Linked DNA regions of Homo sapiens: regions 2 and 3 are each linked to region 1. A link is an interaction called in ENCODE POLR2A ChIA-PET data of the cell type or tissue named here. Cell type or tissue: CD4-positive, alpha-beta T cell. All regions are shown on one strand.

Region 1 (5,000 bases):
TGGAGACAAGGTCTTGCTCTGTCACCCAGGCTGGAGTGCAGTGGTACAATCTCATCTCACTGCAACTTCCGCCTCTCGGATTCAAGTGATTCTCATGCCTCAGCCTCCCAAAAAGCTGGGACTATAGGTGTATGCCACCATGCCCAGCTAATTTTTCTATTTTTTGCAGACATGGGTTTTCACCATGTTACCCAGGCTAGTCTTGAACTCCTGGCCTCAAGTGATCTGCCCGTCTCAGCCTCCCAAAGTGCTGGGATTCCAGGCATGAGCCGCCATGCCCATCCCCTGGTGGCTTTTTTATCTCTCCGAGAATGCTCATGCCCACCCAGCCCTCTCAGTTCTCTGAGCAGCCCACTGAGGGAAGCAAGGACAAGGTCAGGAAGGGCAGAAACATGGTTACCTTTGGGTCTTCTGGCCCCAGATCTTGTACTGTCTGCCCTGCTCTATGTGGGGTTGAGGGCAGGTCTCCCCCGAAATATAATGGACCATTTGTGACAACACAGCCGGTGATCTAACGCCACAGCTACGGTATGGGCCAAACTCCAAGAGGCCTGACTTTGTGAATGAAGTCTCCCTGGCACATCTCTGTGCCCACTCACTCACACATCATCCAGGGCTGCTTCCCCTCACCAGGGCAGAGCTGAGAAGCTGGCCTAAATGCAAAGCCTGAACAGTTCACTCTGTCTCGCAGTGAGAGCATGGCAGGATCCGGGCTGTGAGTGTGTCTAGGAGTTGCTGTCACCTGGTTGGTCCAGCGGTAAGAAAAAGGAGGCACTGGCCGGGCGCGGTGGCTCACGCCTGTAATCCCACTACTCTGGGGGGCCGAGGCGGGTGGATCACCTGAGGTCAGGAGTTGGAGACCAGCCTGACCAACATTGTGAAGCCCTTCTCTACTAAATACAAACAAATTAGCCAGGTGTGGTGGTGGGCGCCTGGAATCCCAGCTACTCAGGAGACTGAGACAGGAGGATTGCTTGAACCTGGGAGGCAGAGGTTGCATTGACTACCGGCATGAGCCACTGCGCCCGGCCGCCCTTTATAACTTTCAAGTCACAAGTGCCAGGCGCTGCCGCCTGCGTGGAAGAGATGCCCGCTAGCCCTGGAAGATGCTGCGGTGTGTGAGTGCCGGGGACTGGGCTGCACCGGGCTCTATCCAAGCACTCAAGGCAGGATTAGGGCTGGTCTGGGATTCGCAAGTCTCGAGGGGACCTGGAGAAAGGAGGCAGCAGGGTGAAGCTTAGGCTATAACCCCTGAGCAGTCACCCATCCCAGGGCCCCAGGCCGCATGGTTGTTCCCTGGTGCCCTGCAGGCAAAGCTCAGATGGGCTGAGATGTCCTGTGGGAAACGCTCACGCTTTGCTCCTCTTACCTCCCACAGGTGGATGCTTTCTGCAACTCCTGCCAGGACGTAGAGACCATTGGGTGATGCAGTCAGACAGGTGACAGGCCCGGGGCACATGATCTTCTGCTGGAGCTGGTCCTAAGGATGCACAGTCAGCCTCGTGAGCCCCATGCAGGACACGGGAGCTACTACAGCAGTGGAGGGCGAGGGGAGGGGACGCCTGGGCAATGGCTAAGTCAGAGAACCAGGAAGAGGAGTCGGGAGCAGGGTGGTTTGAGCAAATGCATGGTCCAGCAAGGAAGTGTTCGCCCCTGCAAGAGGCTTCGAGGCTGGAGGTGGTAGATGTGAGGTTGGTGCTTCCTCTGAGGGTCAGAGGGGCCCTGGGTGGGAGGAGTACAGGAACAGAACAAAGAGGATCCAGAAGGACACTGGGGCCCAAGAGCCCAGTAGGCTTGTGCCCCAATCCTTCTATCCATAATGTCCAACCTAAGACCCCAAGCCTCAGCTTCCTCCTCTCTAAAATGGGAAAACTCAGCCGGGCGTGGTGGCTCACGGCTGTAATCCCAGCACTTTGGGAGGCTGAGGTGGGCAGATCACTTGAGGTCAGGAGTTCGAGACCAGCCTGGCCAACATGGTGAAACCCTGCCTCTACAAAAAATACAAATGTGGGCCGGGTGTGGTGGTTGGTGCGGGCCTGTAGTTGCAGCTACTCAGGAGGCTGAGGCCCGAGAATCGCTTGAACCCTAGAGGCAGAGGCTGCAGTGAGCCGAGATCGCACCACTGCACTCCAGCCTCAGCGACAGAGTGAGACCCTGTCTCAAAACTAAAATAAAATGGGAGAAATTTATGAGTTGTGTGTAGACTCCATCAGGCAATGCTGGAGCACAGAGCCAGTCCCAAGAGATCTCAGCGGGCACACGGGGGAAGCGAGTAGCTTCAGGGACTGGCTGCATTTGGGCTTGGGAGTAGAGGGGAAACTGTGGGCGACGGTGAGTATCTGTTGCTTTATTGGAGGAATAAACATGAGTTTCCTGCGCCACCCCTTCATGGGAGACTCCCCCAGACCTTGGTCCTTCTCCCTTTTCCTCCAGAACCACAACATCCACAGAGCTCATAGGCCCCTTTTAATCAAATTTCGCGCTCCAAGAACTCGTGCATGCGCAATTGCCCCAAGGGACCCCCCGGAGCGTCTCCCATTTTCCCCCACTGCCCCCATAGCAGCTCAGGCCTGAGCCCCGCGCGTGCGCAGAGCGGCCTAACAGGTCGCACGTATCTCCCCAAAGCCCCCAGACCCGCGCATGCGCAGAGCGCCCGAACGGAGACCACCTCCCCTCCCCACGCCAATTCCGACTAAGGGTGCACGCGGCCCCCACCAACCCATCCCCCGACTTCAGCCTCGGGCGCCCCATGACCCCAGCAGCGAGACCGCACCGCCGCACCTTCCGCTGGAGCTCCCAGGCGCTGATGTAATTCTTGCCCAGCTGCGCCGCCAGCAGATACTCGCCATTGAGCAGCGCCAGGCCGCGGGGTCCCGCCTGGCCGCCGCGGTAGGTGAGCAGGTTGGCGCCCGAGTGAAGTTCCCACACGATGCAGCTCCACATCGGGGCCGCCGAGTCCGTACACACGGCCACCTCCATGGGCGCCGCCATCTTGCCTTCCCCACCGCCCCGGACGTGCGTCATCATGAGCGAGACGCGGACGACTGCCCCACGCGGGCCAGAGCGGCGGCCCCGCGGCCCCAGCGGGTGGCCGACCCGCGCATGCGCCCGTGCCTCGGAGAGAGGGGCTTTCTTGTGAAGTGGGATTTCCCGCTTACCTGAGACTCGAGGGTCGCGCGGCCTGCTTAGAGATCTGGGGAGGCGACTTCTTCCAAGGCCCAGGGTCTCCGGCGATCAGTTAGTAGCTCTAGAGCCGGGGTACCTGACTTGGCCTTTTCCTCCTGGGCATTTTTGGCCAAGTGACTCAAGCTCTTGGATTCATTTATTTTTAAATGTTCAAATAATAAAGTTCCGACGTCACAGGCCTAAATGACACATTGCGCCTAAAAGAGAGAGCGCACACCCAGCAACATGGCTAGTTGGCGATGAATACATTGGAATTCACTGCTTCCTTATTTATTTAGTTTTGTAGAGCCAGGGTCTCACTGTCCTGCCCAGGCTGGCCTCGAACTCCTGAGCTCAAGTGATCCTCCCAGCTCGGCCTGCCAAAGTGCTGGGATTACAGGCGTGAGCCACCGCGCCCGGCCCAGTGTTTCCTTATTGGTCGACATCTGCCTCCCCCTTGACCCCTCTTTAGGGGCCTCAACATCTAAATTATTAGTCGGATAGCTTGGTGTAGGTCAAACAAGTCGCCAGTTCTGTCCGAGCCAAGCAGGGTCTAACTTCATGTCACGGCTGCCCGTCACGGACCATGTCTGAAAACGGCATTCAAAAAAAAAAAAAGGCCGGGCGCTTTGGCTCAGGCCTGTAATCCCAGCACTTTGGGAGGCCGAGGTGGGTGGATTACCTGAGATCAGGAGTTCGAGACTACCCTGGCCAACATGGCGAAACCCCGTCTTTACAAAAAGTACAAAAAGCCGGGCGTGGTGGGAGGCTGAGGCAGGAGAATCGCTTGAACCCGGGAGGCGGAGGTCTCAGTGAGCCGAGATCCCAGGCACTCCAGCCTGGGCGAATGAGACTCTGTCTCAAAGAAAAACATATATCTATTATTTATTTATACTAAATATATATCTAGTAGAGATGGGGGGTCTCACTGTGTTGCTCAGGCTGGTCTCCAACACCTGGGCTTAGGCCTTGGCCTCTTAAACCGCTGGGATTACAGGCTTCAGCCACAACGTCCGGCCTAAAAACAGTATGATTTAAAATGTGCAATTAGTTGCCAACCCCTTAAAAAGGGATAAAAAGGGAGCATTCATTTAAAAGTCGGGATTTCCGCCCGGGGGTTGCAGCTGACCTGGGTCGTGTGCCCTCGAGCAGCAAGAGGCAGGGGCTGGAGGCTGCATGCGGGGTGCGGTCCCCGGAGGCGGTGCGACTCCTGGTCCGCGGCTCCCGGCGGAGGGCACGGCCGGGGCAGGAGGCTGGTGCCAGAGCGTGCGGCGCCGCAGCCCCGCTGGCCGCCAGGTGGCAGGCGCGAGCCACCGACCCCGAGCCCAGGCCAGAGGGAGGGCGGCCCCGGGGACCCGCCTGGTCGGCAGGAGGGGCCGTTTGAGCGGGGAGCCAGCGACCCCCAGAGAACCGTGTGCGGGGCAGGCCCGTGCGAAGGCCCTGGGGCAGGACCACGGAGCGGGGCCGGGCCGTGCAGGGCCGTGTGAACGAGGCCTGGATTTCATTTTATCCTGGGAGGGAGGGAGGGAGTCCAATCCAAGGACCTGCTGTGCCTCCAGAGTTTCCTCCAACCTCATTTTTATTTTCTTTCTTTATTTTGCGACAGTCTTGCTCTGTGGCCCAGGTTGGAGTGCAATGGTGCGATCTCGGCTCACTGCTACCTCTGCCTCCCGGGTTCAAGCGATTCTCCTGTCTCAGCCTCCCGAGTAGCTGGGATTACAGGTGTGAGCCGCCACGCCCAGCTAAGTTTTGTATTTTTAGTAGAGACGGAGTTTCACCACGTTGGCCAGGCTGGTCTCGAACTCCTGACCTCAGGTGATCTGCCCGTCTCGGCC
Region 2 (5,000 bases), 60 kb after region 1:
AAGGCCCCCCCCACGGAAGAGCTCCAAGCAAAGCCCCCCCTCTTTGGGGGCACAGAAGGAAGAGGCCAAAGGAAGCCACTCCCCCCACCAGCCCGCTCCGAGCCCTGCTGGGTTTAATGACCCTTCCGGGTCGCCGGGTGGGGGAGGGGAGCAGGACAGACCTCCACGTTGGGGCCGGTGGAGGGGGCAGGTGGGGATCCCAGATTCCCCCCTAGGTCAGGGCTGGGTGCCCCCCCATCGCCGCCATAACCCTAAACTAGCTACGCCCACCCCCTTCAGACCCCTCCCCCCAAGAGCCCTTTGTCCTCGACCCCCACCCCCATTTTATGACAGCCCCAAGGGAGAGGCTGGGACGGGGCGCTGGGTGGTCGTTGGACCAGGCAGGGGTGGGGGGCGGAGGGATCCTGGGCCACACCCTCCTCCCCCCAGGCCTCCGGAGAGAGGTCACCCGCTCGGCGCGGGCCTTGCAAAACATGGTTATTTAAAGAGTTGTGCAAGGCCCCGGGCCCGCGGGTGGCGAAAGGGGCCCCTCACTCCACGAAGGGAAGAGGAGGGGGAGGGGCGGGGCAGAAAGCTGGGGAGGGGGCTAAGAAAGTCCTGGGTTGGGGGGGCCTGGAGGAAGTGAGAAAAAAACTCAAGAAGGAGAAGAAATAAGAAGACAGAAACCCTGGTCCGGATTTCAAAGGCTTCTTGGAAAGCGGCCGATTTGCATGGGGGGGGGAACCCCTCCAGCCCGAGCGCCTAAAAACGGAAGATAATTGAACCCGCCGCCCGGGGCCGGCGCCGAGCGTTGGAGTTGACAAACGCGCGCTCCCAGCGCTTCCTGCGCCCGCTTTTGTGTCTGGGGGGCCCTGAAACGGGTCAGGGGGCTCTTCCTGGGTATCCCCGCCGAGGAACCGGGCGCCCGGGCCCAACCCACCCCGGCGCCCGGGGGCCGCGGTGTCTCCCCCGGGGGCCCCTCTCTGCGCTGGGGCGGACACTTTATAAATAAACCAGCCCGGCTGGGGAGGCTCGCCGGGAACTACCCTCCCTCCTCTCTGGGCTCCCGAATAAATCCCTGATTTCGGGGAGAAAGAATAAAAATGAAATAAAATATCGGGGTGCAGCCCCCCGCGCGCGCGCAGAGACCATTTCCTTCCGCTGGGGAGGGGGGGGCGCGCACTCGCGACCCCCGATCGCCCCTGCTCGCCCCTGAGCGATTGATCCAGTGGGGAGTGAAGTCTCCAAGCGGGGTGCAGAGAAAACTCCCCGAACCCCAGCCCGCCAGGGCCGCCTTCCCAGTCCGGGACCCCCACCAACATCTCCGCCCAACTTTGGGGACCCCCTTCTTTGGCTTCCAGGACGCACTGCGCCCACCCCGGCACCGGAACCCGCGCTGGGAACGGCCAGCGCGCTCCCCAGCCTTACCGCGCAGGGCGGCTCGTAGTGGGGCGCGCGCCCCGCGCCTGGGGTCGGCCTGCCCGGGCCCGCCTGGCTTCCAGCCGCCGGTGCGCGCCGCTGGCTCCCGGCCCCCGACCCACGGGGCTGTGCCGCGCGCCGACTCACCGAGCCGCCAGCCGCGTCCGCGTCTACACCCCTCCGCCCGATTGGTAAGAGGCGCCCCGCGCGCGGCCGGCCCCCGCCCCGCCCCTCCCCCACCCCCAGACAAATCACCAGGGGACGAGTCGCTCTCGGATGCAAATACCTGGCCGGTGATTCAGCGCCGCGGCCCGGGCGCGGGAGGGCCTCGCCAGGGCTCCCCACTTTTCCCCGCACGCCCCCTCGCCCCCCTCCCGCGGTCTGACGACGCGCAACCAGCCCGGGGGCGCTGGGGAGCCGGGCAGAGTGGACGGAAATTTTCAGGTCGCGGCCCCTTTAAAGGATAATAAATAATAAACGGGAAGGGGAACAGCGCCGCGGGAGGCCCCGCCCCCGGCCTAGGGACGGTGGGCAAAGTGCGCGACGCGGCCCCAAGCGCAGAGGGTGCCGGGGGCAGGGGCTGGGGCGGGAGCGCCCCGGGGGAAGAAGAGGGGACTGACTGGGGCTCCGCCTGGGCGGGCTGGCCGGAGGCATCGGAGCCAGATCCGGGACCAAGTCTCTTCCCTTCTTACGGAGCACCTACGCTGGGCCTCGTGGACTCGGAGTTTCACCTTCGCCCCTTAGACGGAGAGACCCTGAGAGAGTGACTTCACTCTCCGGAGCCGCCGTTTCCAAGTCTGAGAAATGGGCTTGAAAGACCCGGTGCAGAGCTGGGCGGGCGGCGTCGGAGGGAGGGAACCAGGGTCCCGCCGGCCTCCCTCTGGGGAGGGACGGGCTGCAGACGGGGGCTCGGCGCGGGCGTGGGGAGGTGCGCGCTGGGACCCGGAGCCCCTTTGTGAAACCAGGACGACCCTGCCCGGCCCGGCTGTCACCAGCGTCGGGAGCTCGGCTGCCCACCACCCCCCCGTGAAGGTGGTGATGACTTACACGGTCTGAGCGGTCGCTTGCCCAACCACGTGCCCCGCGCCTCCCTCCAGGGAGGTCCCTGCACGTCTCCAGCCCTCACTCCTCTCTGTAGTTGGCAACCTTCTTGTCGCCACTGCGCAGAGCAGGAAACTGAGGCACCGAGCGGGGTGCAAGGAAGGCGGTCGGGAGGGGGACGCGTGCTCTGCAGGGAGCTGTGTGCGCGGGAAGCGACCCCAGGGGGCTAAGCGCAGAGGCCCAGGCTCCAGCCCGGACGTGAGCCCCAGGGGAGCCTGGAGGGCGGGCAGGGGCCACCCCGGGGGACCCTCACTTGTGGAGGGTCTCTGGCGGGCTCGGGTCCCCGGTCCTGAGTGTTGGGGGCGGGGTTGTAGTCGTCTCCCTCCCCTTTCCCTAGACTAGCACACGGCATTGCAACTTTCTCTCTGTCCTTCCACCTAGTTGCACCTCCTCCCTCCACAAAACTGCAACCGGGGCCGGCGCGGTGGCTCACGCCTGTCATCTTAACACCTTGGGAGGCGGAGGTGGGCGGATCATCAGAGGTCAGGAGTTCGAGACCAGCCTGGCCAACAAGGTGAAACCCCATCTGTACTAAAAATACAGAAATCAGCCGGGCATGGTGGCGCGCGCCTGTAGTCCCAGCTACTTGGGAGGCTGAGGTAGGAGAATCGCTTGAATCCGGGAGGTGGAAGTCGCAGTGAGCCGAGATCGCGCCACTGCACTCCAGCCTGGGTGACACAGTGAGACTCCACCTCAAAAACAAAACAAAACAAAAAACTGCCGGCAGGAGAGCTGCCCCCGACAACAAGGCCTGAATCCAGCCTTCCAGCCCCAGGGCCACGTGTAACCTAATGGCGGCAGGTGTCTGAGAGGCCTCCACCATAAGGCTATATTAAACACCAAACCCAGCTGCCACCCCTATCTCCGATGGAGAGGCCTGAGACACCTGCCCCAGGTTGGGGGTGCTTTGGAGAGACGCTCCCTGCAGCGGGATAAAGGGGTGTGGGAGTACCCCCTTCTCGGGCCAGGACCCAGCTCAGGTCTGAAGGTGCAGGAAGTCCCTCCCACCTACGATGGAGCACCTGGAGGCCAGCAGACCCGAAAGGCACCTGGAGGGCAGGTGCATGGGCCTGTCTGTGCCTCAGTTTATCCCTCTATAAAATGGGCCAATGTTAATTCAACCCTTTCACCATCCTGTTCTGGATTAGGCTGCCCTTTGTTCAAAGGGAAGGGCACAGGGTGGGGGCATAATTACCCCCAGGGCAGGAAGGGTAGAGCCCCTACCCGTTTCCCAGGAGGAAGCTGTGATCCGGGTAGCTGGCTGCAGCTTCCCCCAAAGGGGCCGCGCAGGGGGGTGAGGGGATGCAGGATGGCAGCTGCCTGCAGTGAGGGGGCTCCTATTTTTAGCCCAGAGAGGGAGCCGGGAATGTCTACGCAGACTAGCTGGCTCCACCATATTCCAGATGCCCTCATGCCCCGCAGGGGTAGGCAGCAGTGTGGATTTAGATCAGTACAGACCTCTCCCAGTCTCTTTCTCAAGCTGTGCATTGGGCACAGCAGCCCCAGCTTTAAACATTTCCTAACCAGACCATCTACCGGGGGCACAGCAGCCCCAGCTCTGAAGGTTTCCCAGCCAGACCATCTCCTGGGGGCACAGCAGCCCTAGCTCTGAAGGTTTCCCAGCCAGACCATCTCCTGGGGGCGCCTGGGGCTTTGGGAACCTCCCCCACACAAAAACAGCGTGATCCTCCCCCAACCCTGCTGGTCACTGGACCGGTTCTCTACTCTGCACTCAGGTAGGGGACATCCTCATAAAACCCCCCAGATCCCGCTCCCACAGCTCTGCAGGTTAAAAAGCCCAAACTAGGGCTGGGCCTGGTGGCTCACACCTGTAATCCCAGCACTTTGGGAGGCCAAGGCAGGTGGATCACTTGAGGTCAGGAGTTCGAAACCAGCCTGGCCAACATGGTGAAACCCCGCCTCTATTAAAAATACAAAACAATTAGCCGGACATGGTGGCAGGCATCTGTAATCCCAGCTACTCGGGAGGCTGAGGCAGGAGAATAGCTTGAACCTGGGAGGCGGAGGTTGCAATGAGCCAAGATCACACCACTGCACACCAGCCTGGGAGACAGAAGGAGACTCTGTCTCAAAAAAAAAAAAAAAAAAAAGAAGAGAGCTCAGCACAGTGGCTCACGCCTGTAATCCCAGACTTTGGGAGGCTTAGGCGGGAGGATGGCCTAAGGCTAGGTATTCAAGATGAGCCTGGGCATAGACCCTGTCTCCACAAAAAATTTATAAAATAAAAAAATTAAGGCTGACCACCGTGGCTCAAGACTGTAATCCTAGCACTTTGGGAAGCTGAGAAAGGAGGATCTCTTGAGCCCCGGAGTTTGAGACTAGCCTGGGCAACGTAACAAGACCCCATCTCTACAAAAAATACAAAAATTAGCCAATTGTGGTGGCACACACCTGTAGTCCCAGCTACTCGGGAGGCCGAGGCAAGAGGATTGCTTGAGCCCAGGAGGTCGAGGCTGCAGTGAGCCATGATCACACCACTG
Region 3 (5,000 bases), 75 kb after region 1:
CCCAACTCCCTGGTCCGTGCCCCTACTCTCTGGTCTTCGCCCCCACTCCCGGGTCCGCGCCCCCACTCCCGGGCCCGCCCCCCAACTCCTCTGTCCGACCCCCCCACTGCCCTGGCCCACGCCCCGACTCCCGGGTCTGTCCCCCCACTCCCCAGTCCGCCCCCCAACTCCCTGGTCCACCCCCCCCACCTCCCCGGGGCCGCGCCCCCACTCCCGGGTCTGTCCCCCCACTCCCCGGTCAGTCCCCCAACTCCCTGGTCCGCCCCCCACACTCCCGGGTCCGTCCCCCCACCTCCCCAGTCCGCCCCCCAACTCCCTGGTCCACCCCCCCCCCCACCTCCCCGGGGCCGCGCCCCCACTCCCGGGTCTGCCCCCCCACTCCCCGGGCCCCGAGGTGCCAGCCATGGAGCCTCCCGCCAGAGGGTCCTGGGCCCCTGTCCGCGGGTCGGGGTTCACCCACGTGGCCATGCGCTCCAGCCTGGTCCCTGCCGCACGCCCGGCCCCACTCGCCCTCTGGGCTTGTCCGCGCCCCCTGCCTTTCCGGGCAGACCCGGCTCCTTGCTCTCCTTTGGGTAAATCCCTACAACCCTTGTGGGTTAAAACCTGGCAAGCAGGAGCCCGCGCGTCCTTCCCGGGGGACCCGGAAGCGGGGCGGTCTGTGCGGGGGTCAGCCGTGTGTCACCCCGGCCCGCACAGGGACCCGGGGACCCAGGGTGCGCCCCTGGGGTCCGTGTTGGTGGAGGGCGAGGAGGCGGCGCGTGTTCCGTTCCTGCCTCCTCCGTGTGCGGACGGCGCCACCTGGGCAGGTTATTTCATGCTTCCATGCCTCAGTTTCCCCTTCTGTAAAATGGGATAGTAAGTGTGGCCTCTTCTCCGAGTGGTGGGGGTTACCGAGCTGGCACTGCGGCGGGCCCAGCAAACAGGAGTGTCCGTTGTCTCATTACTAATTATCGTTAATGTTTTATTGGTTATTTTAGTAGTATTAATATTTTGAGACGGAGTCTCGCTCTATCGCCCAGGCTGGAGTGCAGTGGCACGATCTTCATTCACTGCAACCTCCACCTCCTGGGTTCAAGCGATTCTCCTGCGGCAGCCTCCCCAGTACCTGGGATTACAGGCGCCCGCCACCACGTTCAGCTAATTGTTGTATTTTTAGTAGAGATGGGGTTTCATCATGTTGGCCAGGATGGTCTTGATTTCCTGACCTCACGATCTGCTTGCCTCGGCCTCCCAAAGTGCTGGGATTACAGGCGTGAGCCACCGCACCCGGTCTTTAGTATTATTTGTATTTATTTATTTATTTGTTTATTTTTTTGAGACAGAGTCTCACTCTGTCGTCCAGGCTGGAGTGCAGTGGGGCGATCTCGGCTCACTGCAAGCTCCGCCTCCTGGGTTCACGCCATTCTCCTGCCTCAGCCTCCCGAGTAGCTGGGACTACAGGTGCCCGCCACCGCGCCCGGCTAATTTTTTTGTATTTTTAGTAGAGACGGGGGTTTTGCCGTGTGAGCCAGGATGGTCTCGATCTCTTGACCTTGTGATCTGCCCGCCTTGGCCTCCCAAAGTGCTGGGATTACAGGCGTGAGCCACCGCGCCGGCTAGTATTATTTTTAAATGATCATTTATTACTATCATCGTTATTATGTTTATTATATCATCACTATTATCTCCACTCAGAGGCCATACCCATCTCTACCGAGGTGATTTGTATCTGAAGGAGAAAGGATGCGTCTTTGATTGGTTGATTGGTTAATTGATTGGAGACAGAGTCTCGGTCTATTGGCCAGGCTGGAGCAGAGGATGCTTTTTTTTTGTTTTTGTTTTTGTTTTTCATATTAGAGACAGGGTCTTGCTAACTTGTCCAAGCTGGTCTCAAACTTCTGGGCTCAAGCCATCCTGCCTCCTCGGCCTCCCAAAGTGTTGGGATTACAGGCGTGAGCTACCACGCCCGGCCTAGTAGTAGTATTATTAATACAGGGTCTCACTCTATCACCCAGGTTTGATCACAGCTCACTGCATCCTCCACCTGCGGGCTCAGGCGATCCTCCTGCCCCAGCCTCCCGAGTAGCTAGGACCACAGGTGTGCACCACCATGCCGGCTATTTTTTTTTTTTTGAGATGGTTTCGCTCTTGTTGCCCAGGCTGGAGTACAGTAGTGCGATCTCGGCTCACTGCAACCTCTGCCTCCCAGGTTCAAGCGATTCTCCTCCCTCAGCCTCCTGAGTAGCTGGGATTACAGGCATGTGCCACCGCACCCAGCTAATTTTGTATTTTTAGTAGAAACGGAGTTTCTCCATATTGGTCAGGCTGGTCTCGAACTCCCAACCTCAGGTGATCCACCGGCCTTGGCCTCCCAAAGTGCTGGGATTACAGGCATGAGCCACTGCGCCCGGCCTGGCTAATTTTTTAATTTGTTGTAGAGACGAGGGTCTTACTATGTTGCCTAGGCTGGTCTCGAACTCCTCGACTCAAGGAATCCACCTGCCTTGGGCTCACAAAGTGCTGGGATTACAGGCGTGAGCCACTGCACCCACGTAACGTCTCCTCTAAGGGGGCCTTGAACCACCTGGTGTGGGCATTTACCCTCAAAATGGGCTCTTCTTCCTGAGTCTTCTGTTTTTTTTGTTTTTGGTGGGGGTTGGGGGGACAGGTTCTTGCTCTGTCACCCAGGCTGGAGTGCAGTGGCGCGATCTCAGCTCATGGTAACCTTTGCCTCCCAGGTTCAAGCGATTCTCCTGCCTCAGCCTCCTGAGTAGCTGGGATTACAGGCATGTGCCACCACGCCTGGCTAATTTTTGTAATTTTAGTAGAGACGGGGTTTCACTATGTTGGTCAGGCTGGTCTCAAACTCCTGACCTCAGGTGATCCACCTGCCTCGGCCTCCCAAAGTGCTGGGATTGCAGGCGTGAACCACCACGCCTGGCACCCTGGTCTTGAAGCCCAGGTGTAGTGACTCCTATGTAACTATGTAAATACACTCATGTTTCCGCTCTCAGCCGTCAGTCTCTGGGTGTTTACCTGCCAGCTGTGTCCTGGTGGGGGGTTGGGGACTGCTGGGGGCCGCCGCAGTCTGCCCCACCCCAGGCTGAGTCACCTCCGCCCTGAGCCCTGGCTTCCTGATGCACAAGTCGGTTCCTCTCTTGCTGTCTCTAGTGGGTTCCTGGGGGAGGGACCAGTGCTGGGAAAGGTGTGTTTTTGCTCGAGGGACTGAGGGTTCACAGTTCCCCTCTCAAAATCTGCAAGGAGTAGAATTGGGAGTGGCCGGGAGGCCTGTTCCCCCAAACTCCAGCAGCTCCCCAGCTTGGGCTGCCCCCCTCTTCTGTGGACACACATCCTCGAGCCTTCAGGGTCCAGGAAGCCTCAGATACCCCCGCTGGGTCCTCAGTTTCCTCGTCTGTAAAGTGGTCTTGTTGAGTGGCGTGGGAAACAGATGAACCAGCCCTTGGGAGGTGTGTCAACAGAAGTTTAGTTCTTCATTCAACAAACAGGCAGTGAGCGCCGCTGTGGGCCGGTCACAGGCCAGGACCGGGGGGCGGCGGTGGGCGGGGGGCGGACCCTGTCTTGTTCTGTGGGCCTAGTGAGCTAGTGATTAAGGAGCAAAGAAGTAAACGGGCCGGCTGGGGCCGGTTGGTTTCCAGAGCTTCCTGGTAAGGCTGACTGGGCTAGGTGGGGGGCGGGGCCGTTCCTGGGGGTGGTGAACACAGAGCTGAGGCTGGAATGAGCAGGTGCATCAGGCAGAGACCGGGGCTCCCTGAGTTTGGAGCACTGTGAGGAGGGGCCTGTGGCTGGACGTGGGATTTTTTTATTTTTTATTTTATTTTTATTTTTTTTGAGACAGTCTCATTCTGTCACCCAGCCTGGAGTGCAGTGTTGTGATCTCGGCTCACTGCAGACTTCATCTCCCAGGTTCAAGTGATTCTCCTGCCTCAGCCTCCTGAGTAGCTGGGACCACAGGCGCCCACCACTATGCCCAGATAATTTTTTTGTATTTTTAGTAGAGACGGGAGTTTCACCATGTTGGCCAGGCTGGTCTCGAACTCTTGGCCTCAAGTGATCCACCTGCCTCAGCCTCCCAAAGTGCTGGGATTAGAAGTGTGAACCACTGCGCCCGGCCAGGCATGGGGATTTTGATGTGGTCTTCCTGTTCCTTCCATTTCTGGAGAGGAGTGTCGGTGACTCCCAGGCCCCCCTGTCTACCCCAGAGGCCAGATGTTTTTTTGTTTTTGTTTTTGTTTTTGTTTTTTTGGGAGACAGAGTCTTGCTGTGTCACTCAGGCTGGAGTGCAGTGGTGCGATCTCAGCTCACTGCAACCTCCACTTCCCAGGTCCAAGCGATTCTCCTGCCTCAGCCTCCCAAGTAGCTGGGACTACAGGCGTGCGCCACCACTCCTGGCTAATTTTTGTATTTTTGTAGAGACAGGGTTTTACCATGTTGGCCAGGATGGTCTCCATCTCTTGACCTCATGATCCGCCCGCCTCGGCCTCCCAAAGTGCTGGGATGACAAGCTTGAAGATGTTTCTTAATTTCCTGCTGGAAACTGGTTGAAGTCAGCCAGCTCCATCTGATGGTGGGACTCGATTTCCAGTGCTCAGCTCAGCACTAGAGACCCAGGGGAGGGTGGCGAGCCCTCAGATACCAAACAAAACAGGCGAAAGCCCTCGTGTTGCAGTGCTAGGCCAAGGGGGAGCCAGGCCTGGCCCTGGGATGCTGGGGAGCCATGGGCTGTGCTGGAGCAGGGGAAGGACCAGGCAGGTCCTTGTGGGCCTGGAGGAGAGGCCTGTGGGGCTTTGGTATGAGGGGTGGTGAGGGAAGCAGGGTAGCTCTGGGGTTCTGGGTCAGACCCAGGTTCACATCCAGCTCCTTGCATTGTCTGGGTGGTGACGGGGGACAGCCCCACCTCTCCAAGCCTCAGATCCTTCATCTGTAATATGGGGTGATACCAGGCCCCTTGCTGGGAGGGCTTGAGCTGTGTCACCGAGCCCCGCCCCCTCTGACTTCCCCGA

What was found. Peaks named below come from ENCODE experiments on the same cell type or tissue, not always from the same donor. Only the 100,000 strongest peaks of a DNase experiment are listed, where the experiment ranks them.
Region 2: POLR2A ChIA-PET joins it to region 1 with 19 read pairs; 30 of 35 experiments call an interaction of 5 or more read pairs at or near these places.
Region 3: POLR2A ChIA-PET joins it to region 1 with 11 read pairs; 18 of 35 experiments call an interaction of 5 or more read pairs at or near these places.

What each region holds. Positions count from the first base shown.
Region 1 is chr19:982,345-987,344 of GRCh38, reverse strand. It overlaps WDR18 (WD repeat domain 18), which reads right to left and starts at 3,000. Exons shown (of 10, transcript NM_024100.4): 1 at 2,782-3,000; 2 at 1,370-1,480. The coding sequence starts at 2,991. RefSeq lists enhancers at 2,681-2,860, 2,891-3,040, 2,465-3,406 and silencers at 3,091-3,180, 4,345-4,734. In CD4-positive, alpha-beta T cell, CTCF peaks have their summits at 4,256 and 4,455 (motif pointing right); DNase peaks (open chromatin) are centred at 2,684, 3,024, 3,666, 4,454 and 1 weaker place; H3K4me3 peaks cover 1,407 bases; H3K27ac peaks cover 871 bases.
Region 2 is chr19:922,605-927,604 of GRCh38, reverse strand. It overlaps ARID3A (AT-rich interaction domain 3A), which reads right to left and starts at 1,570. Exons shown (of 9, transcript NM_005224.3): 1 at 1,546-1,570. RefSeq lists silencers at 601-793, 781-1,020, 1,441-1,510, 1,601-2,530, 2,621-2,710 and an enhancer at 636-1,396. In CD4-positive, alpha-beta T cell, no CTCF peak of the experiment used is centred here; DNase peaks (open chromatin) are centred at 264, 604, 1,574, 1,914 and 2 weaker places; H3K4me3 peaks cover 2,980 bases.
Region 3 is chr19:907,436-912,435 of GRCh38, reverse strand. All of the region lies in intron 1 of R3HDM4 (R3H domain containing 4), which reads left to right. Among named protein-coding and RNA genes, the nearest start is that of R3HDM4, 3.3 kb to the left of the region's middle. RefSeq lists an enhancer at 2,873-3,167. In CD4-positive, alpha-beta T cell, no CTCF peak of the experiment used is centred here; DNase peaks (open chromatin) are centred at 2,555, 3,055, 3,645, 4,975 and 1 weaker place; H3K4me3 peaks cover 2,142 bases; H3K27ac peaks cover 3,259 bases.